Linked DNA regions of Homo sapiens: region 1 is linked to region 2. A link is a loop called in an ENCODE intact Hi-C map of the cell type or tissue named here. Cell type or tissue: Calu3. All regions are shown on one strand.

Evidence for each region. Peaks named below come from ENCODE experiments on the same cell type or tissue, not always from the same donor. Only the 100,000 strongest peaks of a DNase experiment are listed, where the experiment ranks them.
Region 1: it touches region 2 in a loop (9-fold over the local background); 11 of 110 quality-filtered maps call a loop at or near these places.

What each region holds. Positions count from the first base shown.
Region 1 is chr18:44,125,816-44,133,815 of GRCh38, forward strand. No RefSeq gene overlaps it. Among named protein-coding and RNA genes, the nearest start is that of LINC01478, 400 kb to the right of the region's middle. In Calu3, a CTCF peak has its summit at 4,756 (motif pointing right); a DNase peak (open chromatin) is centred at 4,746.
Region 2 is chr18:44,891,690-44,899,689 of GRCh38, forward strand. All of the region lies in intron 3 of SETBP1 (SET binding protein 1), which reads left to right. Among named protein-coding and RNA genes, the nearest start is that of MIR4319, 74 kb to the right of the region's middle. RefSeq lists a silencer at 2,395-2,689. In Calu3, no CTCF peak of the experiment used is centred here; a DNase peak (open chromatin) is centred at 3,942.

The sequences.
Region 1 (8,000 bases), 770 kb before region 2:
CACAATAATTATACCTTATAACAGTTGCTTATTAACCTTCTGCTTAAGAGTTTGTTTTTTAATTTCACTTATTAGAAAACGTTTGAAAAACATTTATCTGACTGATTTCTAACTTCCCTTCCAGCCTTTAAATCCCAATTTCCTAATTGCTTCCTGAGACTATCCTCATAACTTGAAGTGATATTTATTTTTGACACAGCAGAATACGTATAACCTATATTACCTTTGACAGTCTATTCTGACAATGTAGCATTTATGTTATACTTTGTCATAAAGCCTGACAAACTTTCATTGGTATTAGTCTTATCTGTAGAGATTATCTATTAAAAGAGGGAATGTATCATATGTCATAGAGTTTGAAATAGTTCTTGTCATGTAGGAAGAGTCCTGTATAAATGCATAGGAATCATCCAGCACATATGTATTCCACAGGATAATATACCATCTAACAACCTCTGATCTTTGTTGCCTGCATGTTAAAGATTTCAAGGTTGTATTTTTCATCACATTCAGAGTACAGTGGTTGAAAATTTGAAACATTTGAAACGAGATATTTCCTAGCCTGAAGATCTTCATCACAGAGTTAGAAAAGGCTCCTCTTTGAAAGAAAAGACTTCCTTATACTCATCTTCATCTGGAATTTCCCCAGTACTCCTTATTTCTGACATAAGAGAAGTCGTAGGCATGGAGTTACTAAGATTATTCCAACATTTTAAGAGTACTTTTACTCAGGTTGCAAAATTAGCAGGCTATTTTTTTTTGCAGCTTCTGACTTCAGGTCTATTAATGTTGCTGATCACTAGTATCACAAAGAAATTTGTCCTAATGAGCCAGTGGGTTTCCACCTTTATGTTGATAGCACCAAACCTGAATAGACAATATCAGCATATCTGCAAAAAGCAAGTGAAAAAGAGATTGATATAATATGTAAATAGCTTTCACACAACATTTTATTTTATTGAACTTTTTTTTATTGCTGAGTCAGTACAAGAACAACTGTGGGACATAGGGAAGCACAACAGAGCTACTTGAAGTTAGGATGATAATGACACCATTTTAGACATGATGCCTTACCAGTAGCAGCACAGGTCTTCTATTCTAGAGTTTAAACTTTCAGTCATTATGTATTTGAGAATGTTTATGAAATGCCTTTTATGTAACAACTTTGCTTGGCACTGGGGAAACAAAGATTTACAAGACGTAGTTTCTGCCCTCTAGAAATGTGTAAAGAAAAGTAAAAAAATAAAATAAAACTTTTCTAGCACAGCTATGGCACAAGAAAGAAGTCTGATAAAAATTAGCTAACATTAGCCGGGTGCGGTGGCTCACGCCTGTAATCCCAGCACTTTGGGAGGCCTAGGTGGGCGGATCACGAGGTCAGGAGATCAAGACCATCCTGGCTAACATGGTGAAACCCCGTCTCCACTAAAAATATAAAAAATTAGCCGGGCCTGGTGGCGGGCGCCTGCAGTCCCAGATACTCGGGAGGCCGAGGCAGGAGAATGGCGTGAACCCAGGAGATGGAGCTTGCATTGAGCCAAGATCACGCCACCACACTCCAGCCTGGGTGGCAGAGCGAGACTCTGTCTCAAAAGAAAAAAAAAAAATTAGCTAAAATCATTGGTGACCAAAATAGGTGCCCCAGAGCCCACCCACTAAAGTCCACAGATGCACGCAAACCTCCTTTTAAAGTTTAGGACTCATTATTTCAAAAGCAGTTCTAACAAGGTTATGACTTGTTTCTCTGACCTTCAGAAGATTAGAAGTGGCTAATCAAACAGAAAAGAAAGACTGAATGGACATATACACAAATAAGAAATGTGGGGAAATGAAAAACCAGTAGCAACGTGGATGTCAATAAAATTATAAAAAAGCCTGTATGCAATAGCAACAAACAGACAAACACAAATAACCAGTATCAGTCAGCAGATTTTCAGCATGAGGCCAACAGTACTTCATAGCTTAGGATCCTGCAAAGTAGATGAAAGGAAGCACACATAATAGACACCAGTTTACTAGTATTGGGTCACTATGTATTTTTCACATGTGTATTTCATTTATTCTTCACAAAGACCCTGCTGAAGCAACTCATTCTAGTTAACAAATGAGGAGATGAAGGCTCCAAGTAATTAAGAAACATATTCAACATGAATCATGAATATGAAGTTCAAGATGTTAAATTAATTTAAATATCTAATTTTGATTGCATCTTTGACTTTCAGAACTGCTTAGGAACCACTCCATTGAGGGGTTACATTATTATAAATCTGTAAATGGCATCCAAGAGTTTCCTAACGCTCTAATCTTATTAGAGGTAAGATACACCTAATTTAGAAAACAGTTAATATTGCCAAATTAAAAAGCATAAAGAAACCAGGAACTTTCATGAAGACCAGGATGTCAAACTGGTGCTGTGTCCTGCTCAAGGATAGAAAATCCTATATGATTTCACTCTCAGATGCTGAAGCCTTGATAGAACCCTGAGTGAAAGTTTAATATTCAATCAGCATGAGTTAGAAATAGCTGATTAATTTACATTCTATTTTGTTTGTTTGTTTAATAGTCCCCATATCCAGTCACTTAAACTAATGAAAAATAATCACAGTAGATTCTTCTCTTCTTGTTTTATTTTTAAAATTTCCTTCTTCTTTTCTTTAAATGGTCCTCAATTGCTCCTCCTTCTCCTTTTACATAAAGGGATCATGATGAAAATCTCTTTCCATGCCCCACCCACTAGAGTAGTCATAGGCAGATAATTTCCTGCCCCAGTGACTTTTCCATGCAAGCATACATCTGAGTGAGAAAGTCACAGGATAAGGAAATCCTCCACATATCTCATATGGATGATTTAAAAAAAAACTCTTAAATAGTCTCTCTGCACCCGTTCCTTTAAAAAACTAACCAAAAATAATTTGACTTAGTGATTTACTTGACATGAAATAGCTCCTTTTATATAATTTGATTGTTAATGGTCTAATTTTATTACACATTGAAATTCAAGCTAACTTTACTCTGGGTCTTTATTTTTATCTTGCATTTACTTTATTTCTGAATATTTTGCAAGGGTACTTGGACAAGTTTGTACTTCATGTGTGTGCCCTAAAAGCTCCTAGAAGGAGGCAGGAGTTGCCTGTCTTATTCATGCATTTGTCTTTACAGTTAAGCCCAAGGGATATGGAGGTTAGAGTGATTGCTGTGTATAAGGTTAAGACTTTGGACAACTTAGTTGACATTTACAAGCCTCAGTCTTTTTACTTATGGAAAGAAACTTAAAGATTAACTTTCCATAAGTAAAAATGTAAATTAATGTCTTTAATTAAGTTCTTTAATGCCAAATTGTCTGTGGCAGGAAAATTTGACATTAAAGAATTTAATAATAATACATACCTCCCAGGTTTACCATGAGGTTACATGGCATAAATTATTTGAAACAGATACTAAGTGCTCAATAAAATATTATTATCAATTTTATCATAATTTTATTATCTATCACAGTGCCTAAAATAATGAAGGACTCAAAAATATATTGATAATGATAAAGTCCAACCAGAGACTCAAATTCCACTCCTGAACCCTATTTTATTAACTGGTAACACTCACAGTCTCAGTTCTCCCAGAAAATGCCACATTTGCTTTTTAGTTCTGTGTGATCTAGTTGGCTCTCTATTAGAAAAATGATGACATAATTAAATTCATGTCATGCTTCCTCATTTTACTGTTCTGTCTTCTGCCCCTTTTCCTACTCTCTCAACTGCCGTATGTCCTCTTAGAATAAGGTGACTTACCAAAGGACCTCGCAGAAGTGGTCCTCCCATATGTCTAGTGTGAATAAAAAAAAAAAGTTCCTTTTATGATAAAAAAACATGCACTTAATTTTAAACTCTTCCATAAACTAGCACTGTAACTTTAGATAAGATGAATAGCCTATCTGTGCCTTATTTTATGTAACCGCAAAATGGGGTGACAATCCCTGCTTTCCTCACCACAAAAGCCTGTAAAGATGGAAGGCAATACACATTTTTCTGTGTGTGAACATACAGTTACCATCCACAATGACATCTTAGTGTTAGGCATGCTATTTTACTTCATAGTCCAGATTATACCATTGTCAGTATCCTGCTTTCAAAATGACCCAGTCTATGTGCATTTTTTTCCAGTCTCTGGCTTAATCATTTTAATCTACTCCATCAACTATCTTAAGGTGTTATTAGTGTTATTAGGTACTTACTTGGTATTAGATATTAATGCAACCCTGTGAAATATTTGGATTTTGACAGAAGGTTTCTAGATACAAAGTGTAATTACCATGAATTGATCCAGTGAAAATAATAGTTTTCCCTGAGCTCAAATTGGAAAATCTTGGGAAATATATCTGACACAAGTTGGACTTTTGGTTTCATAGTGTAGTTTTTATTTTCAGTCTCCTATAAAGGAGGATGACCTTTTGATTGGGTATAAGACCTATACCATTCTCCCTCTCATTAAACCTTACATCCCATTCCTATCAACCAGGAATAAAAGCAGCTTTGGATTTCATGGTTGTCTATTGCATGATAGATAGATTAAGAGGTACACTGAATCAGGAAACAGTGGGGGGATGGAGCTGACTTCAAGTCAGATTTAGATGCAAAAATTAAAAAGAAAATTAAATAGGTTAGCAGTTTAGTGCATGACATCTTACGAAAAATGTTGATTGAAATGTGTCTTAGGTCTAGCCTCCTCAGCCACTAGGGGTCAGAATTACACAGGACACTCACAGAACACGGACCACTGGTGGGCCAGAAAGGAGGGACCAGAAATTTGGAAATGGTTTTGAGTATTGTGTGCATAAAGTACACAGAAAAAGCATTTGCCATATGCCTGCCAGGTCTAATTATATGTTAAAGGGTAAGAAGATACAATTGGCACATGGACTTGCTCCAGCCTATTTTTCCAGTCTCATTTTTCTCTATTCCCTCGTAAGATACCACTTGGAACTAGATTCGAAAGAGGCTCCCCCCAACTCTAGGGGTCAGATTTCTGACAGCCACCATGGCAAGACAATTTGACATTAAAGAATTTAAAGTCTTCTGGGGAAAATAGGATTAAGAGAGACAATATGTATGGTTAACCTACGGAAAACCTTTGTAAATAAATCAATCTTCCCAACAGCAAAATAATAAAACAGCTTAGTAATACATAAAAATATATATAAAGTAAGAAAAGGTCAACAATTTTAAATATCTTTTACAAAGAATAGTGGGTGGAGTACTATACATTTCCAACTATTATATCTTGATGCATTAGAAGCTTTTTATGATTTCCCTACAATTTGAAAAAGGTCCATATAACTTTTTGTACTTATTGAAGATAAACACTTACTGATGAAGATATGAGGCATGTTTGTTTGCCTTATCCTCAGCAGCTTTTTGTTTTATGACTGGAGAGTAATTCACTCTTGTCCCTCAAGTTCTCAGTGAGTCCTAACTTCAGCCCTGCAAGGCTCCCTCTATTATTTCCTTTGATTTGGTTCAATTATTTCTCTTCTCACAAAAACTAGTCACAGAGAACTCGTCTAAGAACTAAATTTATTTTTCTCATCTTCCTTCAGCTTTGGCAAAGCTTTTGTAAAAGTTTTATTTTTGACGTTTGCTTTATCTTCCTTCCCTATTAACCACAACTAGTTTCCTTTTTCTCTAACTCTACTCAAATAAATCAATTTTTGTGCATACTGGAATGGAAAATTTTACAGTTACTAAAAAGTTATTCAGAAAGAAATTTACATATGCAGTTTCATGGAACTTGTGGACCTGTGGTTGGAACTGAATATTTATCTATGACTATATAAATGATACATACATATAATGTTTCTTATTTCCAATTGTTATATATGATCATTCTTGCTAATCCAAACTAGTTAATATGGACTGTAAACATTGATTACATTGATTGAAAGTATTTGCATTCACCTTGGACAAAAGTTAAGAATCACAGAACCAATCAACACAAAGAACCTACATTTTTACAGATATGCAAGCTGTGTGGTCAGTGAAATAAGCACAGACAGGTAGAGAGATGGGGGAGCAGGTAGATAGCTTGTGGTTAAAGACTGACTCTGCTAATTATTGCTGGGAACATGAAAGCCTTCTTCTATTCAGTTATTTAATGTATAATAAACCCTGACTTAAAGTATTAATACTTCTGTGGAGATTAAATAAGTTTCTGTTTAAGTGAACTTAAATGAAAAGAAACCTCTCAAGATTTAAAGGCTATTTAGGTGGGGAAGAGGAGTTTCCATAGTCTTCACTGGGAGGCAAGTTTGTGGAGACAGTTATAGAATAATTGTATGTTTGAACCATGGATTTTGGTTTTTAAAATGTATGTTTCCCAGAGTTTTAATAGACATTTGTAGAAAACTGAATGAAAAACCTGAACTATTTTCATGGATACATGGCCATTTATGAAGAATATTCATGGATCAGAGCCCCAAATATGAATTACTGGAGGCTTGGAGAGTATTTCCCAAACTGCTGTAGTAATAATAGTGCTTCATGCACTCTGTGGGGGAAAAGGGGTTTTATTCATTTGGATACATGAAGGAGGGAAAGAGGTCAAAATTAAATTAGATTGTTTTCTCACATTGACATAAGAGCCATCCCAAGTAGATTATGAATGTGTATATATTTAAAACTCTAAAGTTATGAGAATAAAAAATTAGAATTTTTTTATAATCTTGCAAAACAAAGGTTTTTCTAAAACACGAAATCAGAAGCCATAAAAAGTAAAAATAGGCTGGACACGGTGGTGCACGCCTGTAATCCCAGCACTTTGGGAGGCCGATGGGGGTGGATCACCTGAGGTCAGGAGTTTGCGACCAGCCTGACTAAAATGGTGAAACCGCATCTCTACTAAATACAAAAAACTTAGCCAGCCATGGTGGCACATGCCTGTAATTCCAGCTACTTGGGAGGCTGAGGCAGGAGAATTGCTTGAACTCGGGAGGTGGAGGTTACAGTGACCCGAGATCGCACCATTGCACTCCAGCCTGGGCAACAAGAGCGAAACTCCATCTGCAGGAAAAAAAAAAAAAAAAAAGTAAAAATATTACTACACTTAAAATTTAAACATTTGTATAGTAAAATACACATAAACAAAGTTAAAGGCAAATATATAAAATAGAAGAAAAAAAAACTTGAACATTCCTAAGACCAAGGACAAAAACCTTAGAGAAAAAAAAGCCCAGTGGGAAAAGGAGCACTGCATATAAAGGCTAATCACAGAATAAGAAATGGTAAGGCATCAACTTCATTGATAATTGAGAAATAAAAAAAATAGAATAGCAGTTAAATATATTAATAATTTTATATTATTTCACTTACAGAAAAAAATGGTCATTCAAAATTGTAAATTCTACATTTCTTCCCCAAAGATAACTACTTTTCCAAGTATGGGATTTATGACTCTGGACTTTTATCTATGAATAAATATGCATATATATATATATATATATGTGCATATCACTGAGATTTCTGGATTTGGGGTAATGGTAGCTGTTCTTATTTTTCTAAGGGAAAAAATTTTTTTCCTTTTATGGTAGGTCATAGAGGTCTTTTTATAGTAGTCATTTTCTATTATCACATGTACATCTTTTATGTTTCTCAAACCACTACAAAGCATAAATGCATCTATAATGTAATTAGTTATTTCTTTATTGATAGATATTTAGGTTCTCCATAATGATTTATTATAAACAATAATAAAATAAATGTTAGAGGTTGCCTTTTGAAATAGATTTTTTTACCCTTGAGATTGCCGAAAAATGTAAGTAATTGATGCTATCTGGCATGGCATGACATAGGGAAACAAATATCTTGTTATACTACCAGTGGGAGAATAATTGGCAAAAATCTCTTTTGAGGGCAATTTGTCAGTATCTAGCAAAGAAGCAAAACTTGGAAAGAAACACACGAAATTTTTCACTGAGGTTATTTCTGGGAAGAAGAATTGGTTTACAGGAACTG
Region 2 (8,000 bases):
ACCTTTCAGATTTCCTGGGTTATTGCTTAGTCTTCTACTGTTCCTTTCCGTCTTTATCTGACCAATTCAGAGTCCTGCTTCACAAATGCCAAACCATTTTAGTTTCTGTATAATGGAGGCATTTTTTTCCTCTTTAGGTCACATGTCTTTCACAGAGATTTTTGTCATAGATGTCTTGAAATAGGAACTGTAAAAGACATTATTTTTGAACGTTTGAACATTGCTTTTTATTTTCTCAAAGGAGTTTGCACATGATCAACAGATATATTCATCAAACCCACCTACGAGATGAGAAACCCAGACTCAAAAGTTGAGGGGAGGAGAAGTGCTCTACTTTGAGAAGAAACAACAGAAATTAAGCTCAAATGTCTTATAAAATGAATCCTGAATAATCCTTTTACATTCAAACATTTTGACAGTTTTTGGGCATGAGAGGAGGAGTGAGGAGTTTATTTGGAGCCTAAATTATCTCCAAATTGTTTGTTTGCTATTAAAGGGCTGAAAGAGAAGTAAGCAAAACAAAAATAAAATTCCACTGGCTCTCCACTATGGATGAGAAGTTGCACAAAGGCCTAGCTGTTTCGTTGGTGGAGAGCTACATGGCTGCCCAAGTTTTGCAATAGAACTTAGAGAATGGCCTTATATGGGAATTAAGGATGGGAAGCAAAATGTGTTTTTGAGGACTTAAACAGACACTCCAGGTGGTGCAGACAGGTGCAGACAGCATTGACATAATGTCACCTGCATATGTACATGGCTTAGGCCTTTTAAAGCCCATTTACCTGTGCTATTGTGTTGAATTTTAGCTCTAAAATAGGTTGTGATTTGATCTTGTTACCAATTCAAAAAATCAGTTAGGCATACCTAGTAGGTCATCTTGTCTCTGCTTGAAAGTTTCCAGTGATGGAGAGCTTTCTGTTGGCCAGGTAATGTATTTTGTGGCTGGACAGCTTTTATTGTTTGGAAATTATTCTGTGTATAGAGTTCAAATATATTTTATTGAAACTTCTATCTACTGGTTTTATTGTAACTGCTACATAATAATTTTTCTTCCTCATCCACACAATAACTTCAACCATTTGAAAGCAGTTATCAGAACTCCCTTAAATCTTCACATCTCCAAGCTAAACACCTCTCATTTTCTCAACCAAGCCTTTATTAATATGGTCTTCATCTCCTCCTAGCTCTGTTCACCTTCTCCTAGAATAGATTTCTGGCATCTCCATGACCCTAAGCAATCAAATCTTCTGGTAGCTCCATGACTTTAATAACAGTATATTAAATGTTTCCTGACCAATATAGGGTGATTGTTAGCAGCCTCTATTGAGATTTTTTATTTCAATTACTGCCATCTAGGATTATGATGACTATTTTAGCAACCATTGTTAGCTCAAAAAAAGCTTGTGGTCAAATGACATTAACAGTCCCTTTTCCATAACAACTGTGACTCATTTCTCCTCATTTAATTCCTTCTCATCTTCTTAAGAACGAGCAACCTACATGAAAAGTTTCAAGGGTTAGAACAGATCCTGTCACCTCAATTTAAAGTAGTACTAGATAACATTTACTGGCCACTGACTAAAGGCCAGTCATTAGAACTGTTCTGAGTAATTTTCCTACAATAACTCACTAAATGCTCATAATAACCCTTGGGGGTAGGTTCTATGAATGCTCCATTTGAAAGATGTGCAAATGGAAGCGTGGAGATGTTTGGTAACTTGCTTAAATTCACACAATTTGTAACTGAGAGAGGTGAGATGCAAACACAGGCTCTTCAGCCCATACCCTTCACCCTGCTTTCTAGCTGGTGCACATAGTTAGTAGTCAACAGGAATTGAACCTCGGTCTCCTGGCTGATAGATCAATGTTCTCTCCTCACCCCGGTGTGGCCTTCCTGAAGTGGTAACAAGTCTTTCATTTTTGAACTTTATATAAGCTGTTTTGTTTTGCTTTTATACAAACTGAGATTCATGACCCATTATGAATTCAATTTAGGGGGTCAATATAAGCAAGAGAAAGGAAAAAAGAAAAGAGGGAGGGAGAGAGAGAAATATCAAAAGACATCATACAGAGTAAGTGCAAATTTTGTTTCTTTAAACTCTTATTTTAACATGTGTAAAATGCACACAAAAATACCTATTTGTGTGTGTGTGTACAGAATATGATGAAAAGTGTATCTCTTATCTCTCTCATACGGTCAAAACAGTTTGAGAGTTGCTGCCTATCTATTGTATATACCAAACTTTGTCCATTTCTTTATGCTAAGGTTAAACAGGGATTGGAGGGGACACTTTAGTTTTAAAACTCCACTCTTGATCTGCAGCCAGTAAGAGCACAACTTGCAACTAAGCAGAAAGTTCAAGCAAAGAACCTTAGAGTGAAAAGAGATGACTGAGGGCTGAAATAAAAAACAAAAAGCTATTCCAATTTCATTTGAGTTTCCATTCAGCAGCCTCATAGATTCCTAACTCATCACCTCAAGCAGGTCACTTCCCCTCTCTCCAAGTTGTTCGCCAGAACCAGCCAAAGAATGCAGGAAATGGTACTCTCTTTTTCTGAGTGAATCTTGGCAAAATGACTTCAATTTAGCCAGCAGTGCAGGAAGCGATTGTAAATATAAATTTGTTTTATATGCTCCTCCCAAAGGAGACTTGCAGTTTGCCTCCCTAGTAAACAGGGATGTGTATTCCTGATCATCTTACTTGGATCATTTTTTTTTTCACCCTTCTATGTAGCAATGTCCTTAATTGAGGTAGTAATATTGGGCTTGTTGGATTGTCATGAAGTTTAATTTGAATGTTAAAGGACCCCCTTGGTGCTCAGATAAAAATCATTATATAAGGAGGAAAAGAAAATTATGTTGACTAATTATAGGTATATAGAATTCCCATTCATTATGTCCACAATGATATGTATCTGAATATGATATGTTGTAGACTGAAAATAGTAACTCTCCCTGGTTATTTCCACAGTCACTTTAGGCACTTGGGAAAATGCATTCTCCCATTTTATTCAATTAAAGTATGTGTAGGAATGAGGCAAGTACAGTACAAAAATCTCCAGGAATCAACAAAGGACCACCAAGAGAATTTAAATGGATTTCAGCCATTGTAAACAGAAGACAATTTAAGTCCAATTCACTGTTGAAAACTTAATTGAGGCTGGGCACCGTGGCTGCTTTGGGAGGCTGACTCAGGAGGATTGCTCAAGGCCAGGAGTTCAAAAGCAGCCTGAGCAACATAGCGAGACCCTATCTCTGCAAAACTTAAAAAAAAAAAAAAGTAGCCAGTCACATGTGCCTGTAGTCCCAGCTACTAGGGAGGCTGAGGTGGGAGGATCACTTGAGCCCAGGAATTCAAGGTTGCAGTGAGGTATGATCATGCCACTGCACTCCAGCCTGGGCAACAGAGGAAAATCCTGTCTCAGAAAAGAAAAAGCAAATGAAAGCAGAGAAAGAAAGGAGAAGAGGGAAGGGAAGGGAAGAGGAGGGGAGGGGATGGGAGGGGAGGGGAGGGGAGGGAAGAAAGGGAGGGGGAGGGAGAGAGGAAGGGAGGGGGAGGGAGGGAGGAAGGAAGGGGGGAGGGAGGGGGAGGGAAGGAGGGAGGGAGGAAGGGGGGAGAGAGGGAGTGAAGGAAGGAAGGAAGGAAGGGTGGGTTTGAAAAACCATGAGTTCACATCAAATACTCAAGTTATTGAGAATTGGGAAAATCTAAGAGCTGTAGAGAGTACTATGCATTTTGAACCCATTTTCCCTGAGTGTGTGTCCTCAAATATAATTGTGTAGTCAAGTGGTATTCAGTCTTCTCTGTTGAGTGATTATGGTTGAGTTAGAAAATGGCAGTGACCTTTGACAGCAGAAGTGAAATGGCTGCTGAACGTACCATAGCAAGTTGTTGGAGCAGGAAGTTGGACTCACAGAGAAGTGCTCTTTCCATTACCCCATGCTGCCTCCCAGTGGGAAGGTGGCAATGGTGTTAGGATGTAATCTCATAAGTTACTATCTTTTCTTCCCACTGGACAGGTGGCTCAGAATTTTAGGATGACTTATTAACTTAACAATGTTGGGTTTAGCATGCAATTTGAGAACTAAATGACTTCTCTTCAGGAAAAATTAAATATTTTGTTTTATTTATTTCAACCAAAGAAAAAAAATGACACTTTTTTTGCATTATGAGCTATTTATTAACATCGAGAGGCAAATCTGAAAACCTTCTTAAAGGGGATTTGATGTAACAGTGAAATGGCAAAGTAAAAATCATTTCCCCATGCCCGCATGCTCACCCCACCCTCCTTACACACACTCCCTGATAGGAGCATGATCACTCCCTCAGTGAAAATGTTGGAGAGGAATCTAGAGCCACAGCAGCGCTTCCTGGGTATTGCATACCTGTAACATTTGATCCTCTTAACTTTGCCGGTTGTCAGTTACTTCATTGCCTACCCCTGACAGGTGGGCTGAAAGGGGTGGTATTGGGAGATGATTAGGGGCAGTGTCTCAGCACACAATCTTTGAATTGGTATTGGAAAGTGGCTTGGAGGTCCACTGTTCTAACTTCCCATATCATAAAGGACTCTCTGACAAAAGGACATTCTGTCTCGTCTTAAATTTCCAGCAGCTTCTCTATTTCTGAACATTTTTGATTTTCAGAAAACATTTTATATTTTGCGGAAATCTATTTCCCAGCTACTTTCATCATTAGTCTCTTCCTGGAATTATGCATATTGTACAAGTCTAATTATTCTTCTGTGCCTTGGCCCTTGATGTATTTGAAGACAGACATCATCCCTGACCCTCCCCACTCTACATCCAAGTTTTTTTGTTTTGTTTTGTTTGTTGGATTTTTTCCGGCTGGAGTGCAGTGGTGCCATCTCGGCTCACTACAACCTCTGCCTCCTGGGTTCAAGCAATTCTGCCTCAGCCTCCTGAGTAGCTGGGACTACAGGTGCACACCACCACATCCAAGTAATTTTTGTATTTTTAGTAGAGATGGGGTTTCACCACGTTGGTCAGGATGATCTCGGCCTCCCAAAGTGCTGGGATTACAGGTGTGAGCCACCACACCCAGCCCTACATCCAAATTTTGACTCTTCAGGCTAAATATCCTCATTTTTCCTCCTATGATATCTTTCTTCTTTGATAACCACCATTATTTGTGTTTCTGTTTATCTTCTCCAGTTTGTCAATGTCCTTCTTACTCTGTACTCTTTGATTACAGATATTTAAGCAGCCATCAATCCACCCAACTGTACCATCACACACACACACAGGGTTCTATCAAAACTGCAAGGGTTGATCGGAAATGTTTACCCAGCTGTCGCCCAGAGTGTATTGACTCACTCCTGTTGAGACTTTGCTTCGCTTCTGGTGGGGCAGCTGTGCACTCCTCACTTTTGATTTTCTGCCTTGTTGCAGAAAAGCACGATAGAGGTTAAGATTGCATTTGCGCTCCAGAGTTGCTGAATCTCTCTGCTTTTAAGTTCTGCGGGGTCCTTTGGGGGCCATTTGAAACCCAAATTGGTGAGGTGTGGCCCACAGTCTGTGGCCACATAACTCACTTGGGCTGCTTCCCTATCCCACGCTGTCAGCTGAAGCTTCGGGGCATCCCTATGTTTGAGAAAAAACAATCTGGACCTTCTGTATATTAGAAAGGGTGAGGATCTGAAGCTTTTGTGAAGACAATATGGTGCTTCTATTGATCCATGTGAGTCGAACATATGGAGGCTCTGCAAAAAAAAAATAAAGTCTGCCCTATTTAGCGACCCGGGCTGATGAGAAGGTGTGTTACAAATTCGTATTCCTCCCAGCATGTGGTCTGGGACACATCGGGCTCATTTTACTGATGAGTTCCTCGAATCAAGCAGGGGCCATCATCTTTTACCAGTTTATAGCATTAATTGAGTTGTGTGGGAAACACTGCAGGTGCGTCTGTGAGAGGAGAGAAAATTAGGAAATGCTGTTCCAGCTCTCAGAGAATAGGTAAATAGAAAAGAGTGAGCAGCCGTGTAACTGGCAGCATATGAACAAGAGCAGCTGTGCAGGGGCAAAACGAGGCCATCTTTTTAGATGGAGGAAGACAGCTCTAGTGCTAATGGGGGAAGACAATCTGAGCTTTGGGCTGTTCTCTTGGTTATGGTGACCACATTCATCAAGCCAGAAATACAGACCTGTGGTGTGATAGAGGATTTTTAGTGCACTTCTGGGAGTGTTGAGTTGGTAAACCTTGGTTACTGAAGTATTGAGACTTCCAGTATATGAGAGTGTTCAGTAGAGACAGTAAATCAGAATACTGGAAGTATCAGCTGTCCTAAAAAGGTAGGTGTGTATGGTAATTGTTGTGATAGTGCCCAGACTTCTGAGGAATGGAAACCCTGACTCTAAACTCACTCAGGGCTCTTTGCTTGTAACTCAGCATACCTTTCCATAGAGAGATGCCTGTTTCATTGTTCCTCCACATTCTTTCTGGATCCCACAGCAGTGACCCATATTGATCAAAGGTCTTTTTAGCCACACCACTACTTGATTCTATATATTTATAACTCATGACCTTTAAATTGAGTTACACTATTAAGCACCAATGGGTTTCCTGGAAGTAATATATTTATACAGTGAATGTACATTGAGGATGTGAATGGCTAGCCACGTCTCAATTTATGGTACATAGGAGAATCACTTGGGAAAATTTAAATATAGATAGAGAGATATAGATGGATAGACAAATTTTCTGTCTCCAACTTCTAATTTAGCGTGGCTAGAATGGAAGCCACCTAGAAAGTTAGAATTTTAATAAGCCCTGCAGGTAAATCTGATGGAGGGCTTCCAGATGTGTATTTTCAAATGCTAGCTGGAAGACAATTCTCTCAAGGGGCCCCAATTTCCTGAGTTTGGGGAAGGAAGCCAGGAAGGCTGCCTCCAGGATTTTCTCTCCCTTCTCCCAGTCTTCATGAAAGGGCTTCGAGTTCTACTGTACAGTCTTGCCAAGCAGAGTTTGGAGCAGAGTAAATTCCTTTTAGGATTAGAGGATTAGGAAGCTGAAAGGTGATTCAAATTCTTGATTAAACAGAAAGAAGGAAACAGGAGGGGACACACCCGAGCACCCACATCACTCCAATGTGTTTTCTCTGTAATTAAAGGAAGTGATTGTAAAATATTTGAGAGGATTAAATGCTCAGAGAATATAGTGATCAAATAACATGAGATGCTGCATTCTTTAAAATGATCTCTGGCTTGGCTTTCCATGTGTTTTTTAACTGCTGTCACTTATACCTCAACACTGAGGGATTGCCCAAATGGAAATACTCTCTGCTAAGTTTGGAAAACAGCCCTGGGTCTCATATCGGGAGATACTGGGTTCTAGTCTGGGGTCCTCCATGAATTTTTAAGTGACAGTGAGATAAGGTATAATGTTTTTATTGCTCGTTTTTTGTTCCTTTTGTAGAGTTAAAACAATAATTCCTTCAATGTCTTTCTATGCTTTTGCCTTTATTAATATCCACTACTCCACCAATGATGTGTTGAAAAGCCATTTTAAATATTCTCTAGAACAAATGATATTCTCTAAATATTCTCTAGAACAAAGGAAGTAAATTTTTAAATAAATAGTCACATTTGTCGAGTAATTTCCAGACACCAAACTTTTTTGGGGAATAGAGAGAGGCATTCCTCCCCAAAGGAGATCATAACCGGGGATTGCAAGGGGTCCTGGTGATTTAACAAGAAAGGAAGGCAATTCTGTCTCCAAAATAAAACTGCAATAGTTCCTCAGGCCAGTGCATGTTGGCCATGCTGTATGGTCAGCCATGTAGGAGAGAGCTCCAAGCCTTGGGACCATACAGCTCAGGACTGGACTCACCACTCAGCTCAGGACTGGCTTCATGGGCATTCCACGCTGGCAGTAATGAAGGGCCCACACTTAGAAGATCTCACACTTGGTTTAGTGCTTGGTTTTTGCTATCTGAAATTCTTAATCTTTGAACAAGGGGCCTCACAACTTTATTATGCA